Regions from separate parts of the Homo sapiens genome. Here region 1 is linked to region 2. A link is a contact called in ENCODE Hi-C or POLR2A ChIA-PET data. All regions are on one chromosome and are shown on one strand. The core of a region is the stretch at or near the end of the contact, and the rest is flanking DNA. Distances in the headings are between cores, read along the strand shown.

Region 1 (6,036 bases), core at 634-3,133, 380 kb after region 2:
TGAACGCCTGGCCTCAAGCAGTCCTCCCGTCTCAGCCTCTCAAAGTGGTGGGATTACAGGCATGAGCTACCATACCTGGGAAAAGTTTTAAAGTATGAAAATACTTGCCTTTGACAGGGCTCTGCCAATTAACATTTGGCTTTCAAAAAACAAGCTGTTTTTATCTGTTAGCATTAGGCTGGTTAAAATAGACGTATCTTGGTTGTTGGTATTTATTAACATCTTTTGAATGTGGATGCTTGTGACTGTCTTGGGTGTTGAAGGGAATGCTCTATATTTATTGATACACTTAAATGGCCATTGCCTCAGTTTCCTATTTGTGAAACATAATAGCACCTACCTGACAGCTGTGAGGGAGTTAAGGGGTGGTGCATTTAGTGGGTACACATACATAACTGTGCCTGCTGCTTTGGTAGGGCCTCTAAATGGCACCATCATTGTTAGTTATTGCTGCAGAAACACATTCTATAACCAGTGTACAAACATGGTAATGAGTTAACATGAATACAATAGAGCAACGGTCCCCAACCTTTTTGGCACCAGGGACCTGTTTCGTGGAAGACAATTTTTCTATGTATGATGGGGTGGGATGGTTTCAGGATGAAACTATCTCAGATCATCAGGTATTAGATTCTCATAAGGAGCATGCAACCTAGATCCTTTGCACACACAGTTCACAATAGGGTTTGTGCTCCTATGAGAATCTAATGCCACTGTTGATATGACAAGAGGCAGAGCTCAGGTGGTAATTCTGGCTTGCCACCACTCACCTCCTGCTGTGCAGCCCAGTTCCTAACAGGCCACAGACCGGTACTGGTTTGTGGCCTGGGGGTTGGGGACCCCTGCGATAAAGGAGTCTTAGAGCATAAAATGGAGAGTGTGTCAGCAGAGTTGAGTTAGAACAATAGAACTTGGAAGCCCATAGCAGGTACAGTTCTGTGACTAAGTGCCCACAAGAAATGCATTGGTTTAAGCATTTCAGTATTGTTTTATGTTACTGGGAGCACAGTTAAGCCAAAGAGAGATCCAATTTTAGACAGATAGTGGTGGTTCAGAGATGGAAAATAGCTGGCAGCTCCAGGTTCAGAAAATCAAGGAGGGTTATCAGAACTGAGAAACGAGAAATAAACAGTAGAGATCAATGACCATTGGATGTTACTCTTAATCGCTTACACTCCTCAGGATTCAGAACGAGAGGTGTTGCTGACTTCATGTTCTTATCCAGGCAGTTCAGTAAATGCCATGTATCTGAATAAATAAAGCTTGGGGTAGGGTGGGGACCAAGATGGGTAGCTAATTTTCCCAGCTGAATGATGTTGTTTAGTCTGTCTTTTGCTGGGACTAGAAACTGTTGTAATATTACAAGTTGAAAATTTCACAATCTTTTTTTTTTCTTTGTGAAGTAAAATCTGAAATCCTTCGTCCCTTGACTTCATTAGAAGTGCAGTGAAACTGGCCTTCTAGATCTGTTTCCAGTCAGAGGACTTTATATACAAAGTTCGTGAACACAAAAGGGTCTGGTGAAATAACGAGATGGGAGGCTGGTCCAAATTTCTGATCCTTTTGAGTTAAAAGTCATTCTGAGCAGTGGCTGTTGACTGTACCACCCAGGGGGCAATCTGCAAGTGCGGTTGTCATTTATTAGCCTTCTTTACTTCTAGGCTCTCAGTGACTTCTCATTTGAACTTTTGGAAAAAAAAAAAAAAAAAAAAAAACTCCTCATCAGCATTAAGAGCTTTCCCGAAGCTTGATCTTCAGAGTCTTGCTTCCTGATTTCCAGACAGAACTGAGTTAAAAACATAGTAACTGGGTTCGTTTGTTTTCCTGTCTCCAAGGCGTTTGGCCCCATGTTAATCTTCCCAGCTGAGGCAGGAGAGGAACACTTAGTCACTCACACTGCTCACTGACATGAGCCAGCAATGGAAATGGTGACTTGACAAAATGCTGGCCGGGGAACTGGAGTTCTCCTTCAAGCAGGACCAAATATTTCCCAAATTAATTCTGACAAAGCGAATTTAACATTCAACCTTCTGGAGTTTCTCAGAATAGTTTAGGGTATTTTAAGTCAACTCTGTATTTGTTGCCTGTTATTCAAATTTCTAACCTCAACTACCTATTGGGTCCTTCCACATTGGCATCAAATAGTTTTCTTTTCCAAGCTGGGCTATGGATGTTTTTATCTTGTGAAAATTCCCCGGGAAAGCGACGCCATGGTGATGTCTTTGATTGGATGTTGGGGTCACATGGAGGGTGCTGTGTAGCCTTCAGGAAAGAATGGAGGTCTGTCTTGTCTTCTTCATTTGGTTTTTGAAGTGCATTCAATTGACAATAACATAATAATAGCATATCATGGTAAAAAATCACTCGCCTCCACTGGGTTTTTGTGTGGACCCAACTTGGGCTCAGAAGATTACAGATGGTTGGGGCACATTGTTGAATGTTAAAGTGTGCAGCCTTAAGCACTAGGCACAAGCCCACTGCTATTCTGGGTTATTTAATTTACTTTGATGAGGAAGGAACGATCTGGTGCATTTGAATGACAGAATAGATAACTGCATATCACTGGGATGTAAGTATAACATGGGTTCAGAAGAAGACCGCAAAGACAGTATTTCAGTAAATATTGCCAGGCTTTGTCTCACAAAGACTTGGTTGTATTTCTGAGTGGCTAATTAGGAGGTGTTTTCAATTTAATGTTGCATTCGCTATGAGTCAGATAGAAAGTCAAGATGATTGTTTTTAACAGCTTATTTCAGACTTCAGCTACCGGAAAAAGTCACTGACTATTTCTAAACCCAAGGAGATTTGAGTGCTGATTGACTCACAGTATTTGTGTTCCAGTGAGTCCGTCCACACCCAGCCTGTATGTGACACACAAACTTGGAGTGTGGGGAGGAGTGGGGAGGCAAGAAAATGGAGTGCTCTGTAGAGTGGTGGCGGGGGCCAGGGCTACAGAGGCCAGCAGAAGAGGCAGAGAGCGGGGCTTTGTTCAGTTTCCTACTGAGGGGCCGGGGAACAGCTAGTGGGAGAGACCCAGGTTTGAAGCCCCTGGCACTGGACTTGGGGAGGCTGGGGTGGCTCTGCTGCCTTCTTCAGCAGGCTCAGATAGGAAGAAGCTGGAAGGCAGCTCTTGACCAGAGAGGAGGCTCTATCTACCGTGCTCACACTTTCCTACTTCCTTGGTGTTGAGCCATATTACTTTTCTTCTTAGCTCCATCACAACTGTCCTCTGCACCTTGCAGTGGCCATTTTCAGCTATTTAGATACTCACCAGCTCTCACTGTGGTATCCTATTCCCAAACGCAGCATGTTTATTTTAACTTGTGTCTTCAAGCAGTTTTTAGAAGGTGCACACTTTTACCTTTTCCTCTTTGTGTCAGGATATTTCTCCTTAGTCTGTATCCGTTTTCGCATTTCATCTCTTTTCTCTTTATTCTCTTTACTCCCCACTTTATCCTCCAAGGGATGAAAACAACTTGATTTTTATCAAGGTGAGTGTTAATAAGTGGCCGTGTGTTTCTAACACACTAGCCTTTGTGCCCTGTACAGACTGCTTAGATGTGAGCTGTGTGGGCATTCGTTCTTATTAATGACCCCATGAATGACCTGCTCAATTCATTTTTCCAAGGTTATGGATCTGTGACTTTTCTTTAACCATTATCATTGCTACCATTTACTGAATGCTTACTCTGTGCATTACAGTGCTTTATGCAAAGCACTTTACATGTATTCTCTCATTTAGTCTTCATCTCTACCCTATAAGATATCCTCATTTTATAGCTGGGGAAATTGAGGCATAGGGAGATTAGTGATTGCCCTGCTTTATTCTGCCAGTGTGTCCTATAGTCAGCATTTGACGCTCATCTCAGTCCCTGGGTCTAAACCACAGCAGTACCTTCTGGAGCAGGATTGTCCCCTGGGAACATTCAGCAGTGTCTAAAGACATTGTTTTTGGCCACGACTGAGAGCGCGCTACTGGCATATAGTGGGAAGAAGCTAGGAATGCTGCTAACCATCCTTCAATTTATAGGACCAGCCCCTGCAACAAAGAATTATTCAGCCCCAAGTGTTAGAAGTACTGAAGTTGAGAAACCCTGTTATATCTAGAAACATTTACCTTTAATACTCAAGGAGTACCAAGTATTAAATATCCACACAATGTTCTGAAGTTTTAATTATTTCAAGAAATATTTATTGTTTGCATAGTTTCAAACATTTAAAAAATACTCAACAGGGAGAAAAATATGTAACTGTTTCCAAAGAGAAAACATTTCATGAGATTCCTAACTTTTGAGATTCTGAGGATGTCTAACAATTTTTTTTTTTTTTTTTTTTTGAGAACAGGGTCACATTCTGTCCCCCAGACTGGAGTGCAGTGGTGCAATCTTGGCTCACTGCAAACTCTGCCTTCTGGGTTCAAGCGATTCTTGTGCCTCAGCCTCCTGAGCAGCTGGGGCTACAGGCGCCCGCCACCACACCTGGCTAATTTTTGTATTTTTAGTGGAGGTGGGGTTTCACCATTTTGTCCAGGCTGATCTTGAACTCCTGGGCTCAAGTGATCCGCCTGCCCTGGCCTCCCAAAGTGCTAGGTTTACAGGCATGAGCCACTGCGCCTGGCCGGATATCTAACAATTCTTATACCTCCATTGTGATATTATTGTTGGAACAGAGCATGACATTTGAATAATTACGCCAGACATTTTTTCTTTGGTTCCCACTTAGAAGCTGTATACACATAAATTCTCTGCTAGATGTCAGTAGGAAATTCTAAAATTGTGAAACTTGGTGTCTTGGGCTTATTGGGTCCCATGAGTGAGTGTGCCCGAAAACCTCACTGAGCAGCCCAAGGGAAAAGGCTGTGAGGCCGAGGAGCATAACCTGGGCGCAAGGTGAGCAAGGCCCGGGTTTTCCTGAGAAGGAGGCTGGGTGTGGGTTCTGTGTGGAGCGAGTCTTGTAGCCTTAATGACAACCTTCTGTTTCTGTGTTCTAGTCATGTGCTCAGCCCCTCTGCTCATCAGGCAAAACCGAGTGTTCCCAGTTGGAGAAGTTTAAGGTCTTCCTGTTTGTCTGAACTCCTGGCAGCGAAAACATAGACATCTGTGCATTGTCCGGCTCGTTTCCTTCCCTCAGCCCCCTGCCCAGCCCCTCCACAGCATCTACACCATTGTATTGTTCACATTCTTCCTTATCTTGACCTTGTACTAACTGCCTGTTTATTGTAATGACTCCTCAGATAAAGTACTGCTTGGGACTTTTTTCTTTTAATTAAATGTTTGGGGTTGAGAAATTGAGAATCTAGTGAAACTGCAGCGCGCAACATTTTGAAGTGTATCTCGGGCCACGGCAAGACTGACTTCAGTTCCTGCTGGACTCATTACTTCTTTTTAGGGGGAAATGTTTGTTTCTCAGGCTGTGACTGTCAATGACGTCCACTGGCCCCTGTGGGCCATTGCCACCCTCATTCTGTCCTCGCCCTTGCCTTCTAGGACCATCCCCCCTCATTCTTCGCCCTTGGCAGGTTATCTCTGTGGCAGGTTGTCTCTTGTCCTCTGTCTCTTTGGCAGATTTCCCCCCTTTGCCTGTCTCAGGCAGATAGCATCCCCAGGGTACATTCTGGTCCTCCCGCCTTCTTCTACCCCCTCACTGTGGGGGAGCTCCATCCTACCCCAGGCTTTCTGTACACTGAGAGCTCCCAAGTCTCCTGAGTGCCTAACATATTTAAAGTAGTTAAGGGTCATTCTAGTTCCTCGTAAACCATTATAAAAAGTTCACAAATAATCCTGTGAGTTAAAAAGTGAATTCGAATGGGTACGAGGGGCTGTGAGAACATAAGGTGAGTTTTAATTCTTCTGTTTGAAATTCATCATACTATATAGCTAGCAGATATGCCTGGGTTAAAAAATCACTCGCCCCTTCATTTTCCATTTTTACTTGCAGAAATACACACACACACACACACACACACACCACAGACACACACACGTGCACACGCCAGAAAAGGGTTATCAGCCACTTCTGTCTTGCTGAGAACATAAG
Region 2 (6,397 bases), core at 2,126-4,625:
TTCAGAATTGATGAAAGCCTGTGTTGACTTCTTAGTTTCTTATAGTGGATATTTTGATTGAAAACACTGGAATCTCCAATGTGATAATTGACCTTACTGTTGTGTACTGAGATCTCTATTTTAGATTCTCCCCAAATACCACCTTTTTTCTATTTTTAAAATTATTATTGCAAATTCAGTCAAATAATATGGTAGACAGAAATTTGGATGGGCTTCAGGAAAAGAGGTTTAATAGTGGATTTGCCCCTAACTAGCTGTACAGCCTCTTGCATATCATTTAATCTATCTTGACCTCATTGTCTTTGTATTGAGATTCTGTGGTCCAGTCATGGGAATTAAAATCACCATCCATAGAAAGCTGTGTCTCTCGTCTCTTTGTGATTCAACACTTCATCTTTTCTGCAGAGTAGAACACCTTGTAGGCAGGTTCATAATCTTCTCTGTACTTGGAAATCACCCGGAAAGCCCCCTTTCAAGTTTCTAATTGCCCAAGTTATTCTTTTTTTTTTTTTTTTTTTTTTTTTTTTTTTTTTTTTTTAGAGGGAGTCTCACTCTGTTCCCCAGGCTGGAGTGCAGTTGTGCGATCTGAGCTCACTGCAACCTCCGCCTCCTGGTTTCAAGCGATTCTAGTGCCTCAGCCTCCTGAGTAGCTGGAATTACAGGCGTGCACCACCACACCCGGCTAATTTTTGTATTTTTAGTAGAGACGGGGTTTCACCATGTTGGCCAGGCTGGTCTCAAACTCCTGACCTCAGATGATCCATCTGCGTTGGCCTCCCAAAGTGTGCCCAAGTAATTCTATAATGTAGCCAGGATGAGAACCACTGGTATCAGGTCTAGACCCAGGGACTCATTATTATAAAACATTCCCCTTTGACATACCTTTTCATCCTTGAGTCAGGACAATTTTACCTTTCAGAAAGTAGCTACAGTCCTTTTATAATTTACTCCTCACCAAAGGTAAAATACATCCATTTTCTCTGTGTGTGACTTCTGACTATTCTGCACTGATTCAATACCCCTTCGTTTTTTGCTTATTTTTTCATTCTCACCATTCAACCACACTTGACACTTGAATCACTTTTGTTGATTTAAAAGAACAACAACAACAAAAATACAGAGTAAGATCACTTGACTTTATTGTATTAGCCATTAAATCTCTTTCTGGAGCAATAGTTCTCTAAGTATGGTCCCAGGAGCAGCAATATCACTATCACCTGGAAACTTGTTAGAAAGGCAAATTCTCAGGCCCCTTTCTGGACCAGAAGCTCTGGAGATGGTTCCCAGCAGTCTGTTTTCACAAGACTTCTAGGTGATTCGACACACTATTGCTTGAGAGCTGTTCTAGAGAGATTTTATATTTTCAGATAGTTGGATTTTTAAAAATTTTTTTAGTGTGCTCAGATATTTTTGAAGTAATCGTTGTCTGAACTTACTTGGTCTAGAAATAGAAGAGATGTTCTATTTCTAAAGGGGATATTTCCCAATCCTACCCATCTTTTTATCCTTTAGAAGTTTTCATCTTCTTTTCTGCTTTTAGAAGACCTATCCATATCTCTCTTATTTTTACACTGAAAATTTAGTCTTACATTCTATTATCATGGAAACTTTAATAATCAATGCTATTTCAATGATGTATTATGATGTGATGTAACAATAGATGGGGCAGTGACTAATACAACATTAATTTCTACTTCTTCATTTGTTTATTTTTATTGGACCTTCAGATGACATTCTTCTTACTTTATGAAGGGGGCCAGCCCCTCCACACCTGTGGGTATTTCTCATCGGGTGGGACGAGAGACTGAGAAAAGAAATAAGACACAGAGACAAAGTATAGAGAAAGAACAGCGGGCCCAGGAGACCGGTGCTTAGCATACAGAGGACCTGCACCGGCACCGGTCCCCGGGTTTCCTCAGTATTTATTGATTACTATTTTCACTATCTCAGCAAGAGGAATGCGGCAGGAGAACAGGGTGATAGTGGGGAGAAGGTCAGCAAGAAAACATGTGAGCAAAGGAATCTGTGTCACAAATAAGTTCAAGGGAAGGTACTATGCCTGGATGTGCATGTAGGCCACATTTATGCTTCTCTCCACCCAAACATCTCAGTGGAGTAAAGAGTAGCAGAGCAGCATTGCTGCCAACATGTCTCGCCTCCCGCCACAGGGCGGCTTTTCTCCTATCTCAGAATTGAACAAATGTACAATCGGGTTTTATACCGAGACATTCAGTTCCCAGGGGCAGGCAGGAGACAGTGGCCTTCCTCTATCTCAACTGCAAGAGGCCTTCCTCTTTTGCTAATCCTCCTCAGCACAGACCCTTCACGGGTCTCGGGCTGGGGGGATGGTCAGGTCTTTCCCATCCCACAAGGCCATATTTCAGACTATCACATGGGGAGAAACCTTGGATAATACCCAGTTTTCCTGGGCAGAGGTCCCTGTGGCTTTCTGCAGTGCATTGTGCCCCTGGTTTATCGAGAATGGAGAATGGCGATGACTTTTACCAAACATACTGCCTGTAAACATTTTGTTAACAAGGCACATCCCACACAGCCCTAGATCCCTTAAACCTTGATTCCATACAACACATGTTTCTGTGAGCTCAAGGTTGGGGCAAAGTTACAGATTAACAGCATCTCAGGGCAAAGCAATTGTTCAGGGTACAGATCAAAATGGAGTTTCTTATGTCTTTCCCTTTCTACATAGAGACAGTAATGGTCTGATCTCTCTCTCTTTTCCCTACAACTTAAGAACACAGACACAGATTATTTTTTAAAGTTATTCTTAAACATGTGGAATTACTTTATAATAAACCCAAAAGTTGCTGTTGTTAGAGGGAAATTTTTACTAAGTCAAGTACTCTCTGGAAAAAAAAATGTGTGAGCATAAGCTAATATCATAAATGAAATGATGAAGAAGAGGATAAGGGCACATGGTCCTAAGTGAGGAAACTTTGACCCAGAAACCTTTTGCAGTGACAGAAGTAGACCAAGAGTCCAAGTCTCCATGCTTCCAATTCAGTATTCCTTGCATGAAATGTCACTGCCTTTCGAGACTATACCGTTTACCTAATTGGTTGGATCTTTGTCAAGAGCTTGATCCAAGTGGAGTTTCTTTGTTTAATATATAAAGCATTTGCAAGTCCTTTCAAGGGCAGCACATAGTTTTATTTAACTCCCTCAAGCCCTCTCACCTCTGTCAAGTTGCACCAGGAAATTCAAGGTCTAGCCAAAGGCCCCCAATGAGTTAAAAACCCAACCATCCTGCAGAGTAGAAGAAATTAATGTCAAAACCAGATGTTCCTCTGTGGGCCTTGCTGGATTCATAAGTCAGGATAAAGCCAGCGTGGATGCATGCATGTCAAAAAAAAAAAAAAAAGTCTTGGCCAGTGTTGTAGAGAAATGAAGTGTTGTTTCATCTGCAGTTCCTCTCCAGTCCTTGCTGGTTGGGAGCACTGGCTCCCGGGAGACTGGTGGCCCTGACACTCAAGCCATTAACTGAGAATGCTCTCTAATCCCTTGTTTTCATTGTTGGTGTTCCGGCCAGGCTGCCCGCACAGAGCCTGCCCGTTTTCATTGGCTGCAGGAATTGTTATTGGAGTGGCTGACAGCTGTCTGCCAGGCTGCCTGAAACTGCCTTCCTGTGCTCTCCGCTGCTGCTCCACTTCACAGCGCTATTGTTCCTGTTGAGCCTTTTCTTAAAATCTTTCCCAGCTGTATCCTGATATGGTAAACCACTTAAATTAGCTCCAGATTGTTCTGTTTATTTTGTGTTAGATAAGCGACAAAATACAGTCCCAGCGGCAGACCAAGAGGAGAGTGGAAGTCGGGGGAGGGGGGTCAGAGGACACAAGGTCTTTTACAACACAAGGTAGAGTTCCCAGACAAAACTGTGAGAGGCACAAGTATGATACAGTCACTGGCCTGACCATTTATACGTGACTCTGATGGGCCAGGTGAGCAATAACGTTGCATCTGCGCACACCTCATTCCAGAAAAGAAAATCAAGACCCCAGCATACAGCTACACTGGAAGGGAGCTAAATTTCTATTATTGGAAATAGACACAGTATTGCTGTCAGGTTGGTTGCCATGCCAGCTGTCCAGGTACCATGCTTGATGCCCTGATTACCACAAGACTTCCCCCTTCCCCCTGCTTTTAATTATCCTTCTGTAGTGCAGTGTATGGTAACTGATGGGCTCAAAACTGGCCCACATTTGCCAGTCTCCCTATATGCTCAGCACTTGAAAATGAGTCTTCTCTGCTGTAATTTAAAGCTAGAAATCCAAAGACATTGAGTCACCAGCATAGGTATTTTCCACACAGCTGCAAGTGAAACTTCACAATGGACTTGGCCGCTATTTGCTTACACTTGCCATCTGTGCAACCGCTCTACCCGTGGCCTCCCCCGCTTTGTGGTTGTCTTCTAACAGGAGCAGTCCACGCAAAGCCTTCCTGAATACTTAACAAAATTTTAAAAAATATAATAGATACTGTCCTAGCATGAAGGCGCTGCCTTTGTGATTTTTAGGAATTAACCCAAATAAAATATGAAAAATAAACTACCGAGTGCTTTAACGCAGCTAAAGCATGCAAGCAAAACCAGCAACCAGCTGAGTTCCGACAGTTACTGAGAGTTTTGTATGTGGTAATTCAAGACTCCCCAGGAAAGATCTCATGACTCACTCCAGTGTGGCTGGGCCTCCAGTCCTCACTCTGAACCAAAGTCCTGGAAACACTTTTCCACCACGTTGAGAGAAGGCGAGGGAAGAACAGGGTCAGGAGTGATCAAATGCCCTTAGAAACAGTCTCTTTCTTTCCTTTTGGGAAAACAAACTCACTGTGTAATAAAAAGGTACAAAGCCAACTTTGGAATAATAATCACCCCGCCCCATCCCCTTGCCCTCTGATGGAAAGTGCCTTGTCTTCTCCATCAAGGTCTAGCTGGGGGCTTGAACGGCCTCCGTGTCACCTCTAATTCCCCAGTTTTTACCTTGTTTCCTTTCTCTGTATCTTTTTTGCCCTTAGTTGTGTACAGTCTTGTATTTTTTCACATAGGCTATGCTTTCTGTGGATGTTGCCTCCCTCGAAAGCAGGGACCATGTGTTGAACCCCTGTTGCCTTTTCCCAGAGTAGCGGGCACCTAGCAGGTGCTTAATTAAGGTGTGTCAAATAATTGTTTCCTTTTTTATTCTTACCTGACATGAAGTATGCTCCTGTATCAATTCAGATGAAGGTTTAAAAAAAATCAAGACAAGTATCACAAGTTCCCTTAGCCCATTCTCATTAAAATCATGGGCACCACCTTCCCGTGCTCACCAGGATGGAGGAAGTCAACAAATATCTTTCTCATTGATTAAAAACTCTGGATAATACTGAAAGCAACTATCTGAGGCTTCTTAAAAGTACTTAGGTTGGTGCTAAAGTAATTGAGGTTTTCGAAAACTGCAATTACTTTTGCACCAACCTAATATAACAGCAGGGATGATAAGAATAGGGACAGAGAAGAAAACAAAATCAGGTGAATGGAGAATGGGGAATAAAGTCAAAGCTTCATGAATCCCTTGTGTGGTGAGTTTTGGAGGTTTATTTTCTCTCCTCTATCTCTTGGCTTTGACCTAAGAGCCAATGGAATTATGGAACTATGCAGCAGGCACTGGCAGCAACATCTCCAAGAGAAACCTCCTACTTCTAACCAGAGGTCTAGGAAAGTGGGCTCTTGCTCAAGAATATGGGGAATTCCTATTTTATTTGTTTTTTCTTTTCTTTTAATTTTTTGAGATTGAGTCTCACGCTGTTGCCCAGGCTGGAGTACAGTGGTGTAACCATAGCTCACTGCAGCCTCTACCTCCTGGGCTCAAGTGATCCTCCTGCCTTAGCTTCCCAAATAGCTGGGACTGCAGTCATGCACCACTACACTTGGCTAATTTTTTTTTTTTTTAATTTTTTATGTTTGGTTAGCGATTGGATCACACTATGTTGCCTGGCTGGTGTGAGCCACAGTGTCCAGACTGTTTTTTCTTTTTCTTTCCCTTTTCTTTCTTAACTCTACCCCAAGACAGGCCCCAGTTGAAGATCTGCATTGGTGTTGTGGTGGGGTGCAGGCACCTAAAATCTCAAAAGAAGACCCACATTTCTGACCGGAGTGTGAGATAATCTCTGTTATTTTCCTCTTTTTTTTTTTTTTTTTTTTTTTTTTTGCTACTTTGCTCCCAAAGGCAACCTCAGTTATGCAGAAGTGCATGACAGAATGGGGAACTACAACCTAACAGAAACCTGTTTTTCTGATCAGAGAAACCACATAAAGGGGCCCCTGGAGCGGAGGTTGGGGGTGGATCTGAAGGATCTAAAGGGAGAGAAGAACTGGAGAAGAGGATCCCCTGATTCTGTGTATGAG

Evidence for each region. A loop is a pair of places that touch in the nucleus more often than their neighbours do. ChIA-PET counts read pairs that join two places held with the same protein, here RNA polymerase II (POLR2A). Pooled maps may share reads with other maps.
Region 1: a loop to region 2 is called in a map of chondrocyte, with 2.3 times the contacts of the local background. The contact joins two enhancer-like sites. A Hi-C loop is called at or near these places in 13 of 168 maps with a recorded cell type or tissue (Caco-2, GM11168, IMR-90 and 8 more), 4 of 37 single-sample maps with no recorded cell type and 13 of 50 pooled maps. POLR2A ChIA-PET finds 5 or more read pairs at or near these places in 1 of 52 experiments (Panc1).

What each region holds. Positions count from the first base shown.
Region 1 is chr5:78,523,043-78,529,078 of GRCh38, reverse strand. The region is part of intron 3 of LHFPL2 (LHFPL tetraspan subfamily member 2); the gene reads left to right. Among named protein-coding and RNA genes, the nearest start is that of LHFPL2, 120 kb to the left of the region's middle. Within about 2 kb of position 1,883, at least 16 of the 41 ENCODE cell types and tissues checked have a DNase peak (open chromatin) inside an H3K27ac peak, as active enhancers do; they include IMR-90 and heart right ventricle, where a contact is called at or near this core.
Region 2 is chr5:78,905,714-78,912,110 of GRCh38, reverse strand. The region is part of intron 4 of ARSB (arylsulfatase B); the gene reads left to right. Among named protein-coding and RNA genes, the nearest start is that of ARSB, 76 kb to the left of the region's middle. Within about 2 kb of position 3,375, at least 17 of the 41 ENCODE cell types and tissues checked have a DNase peak (open chromatin) inside an H3K27ac peak, as active enhancers do; they include IMR-90 and heart right ventricle, where a contact is called at or near this core.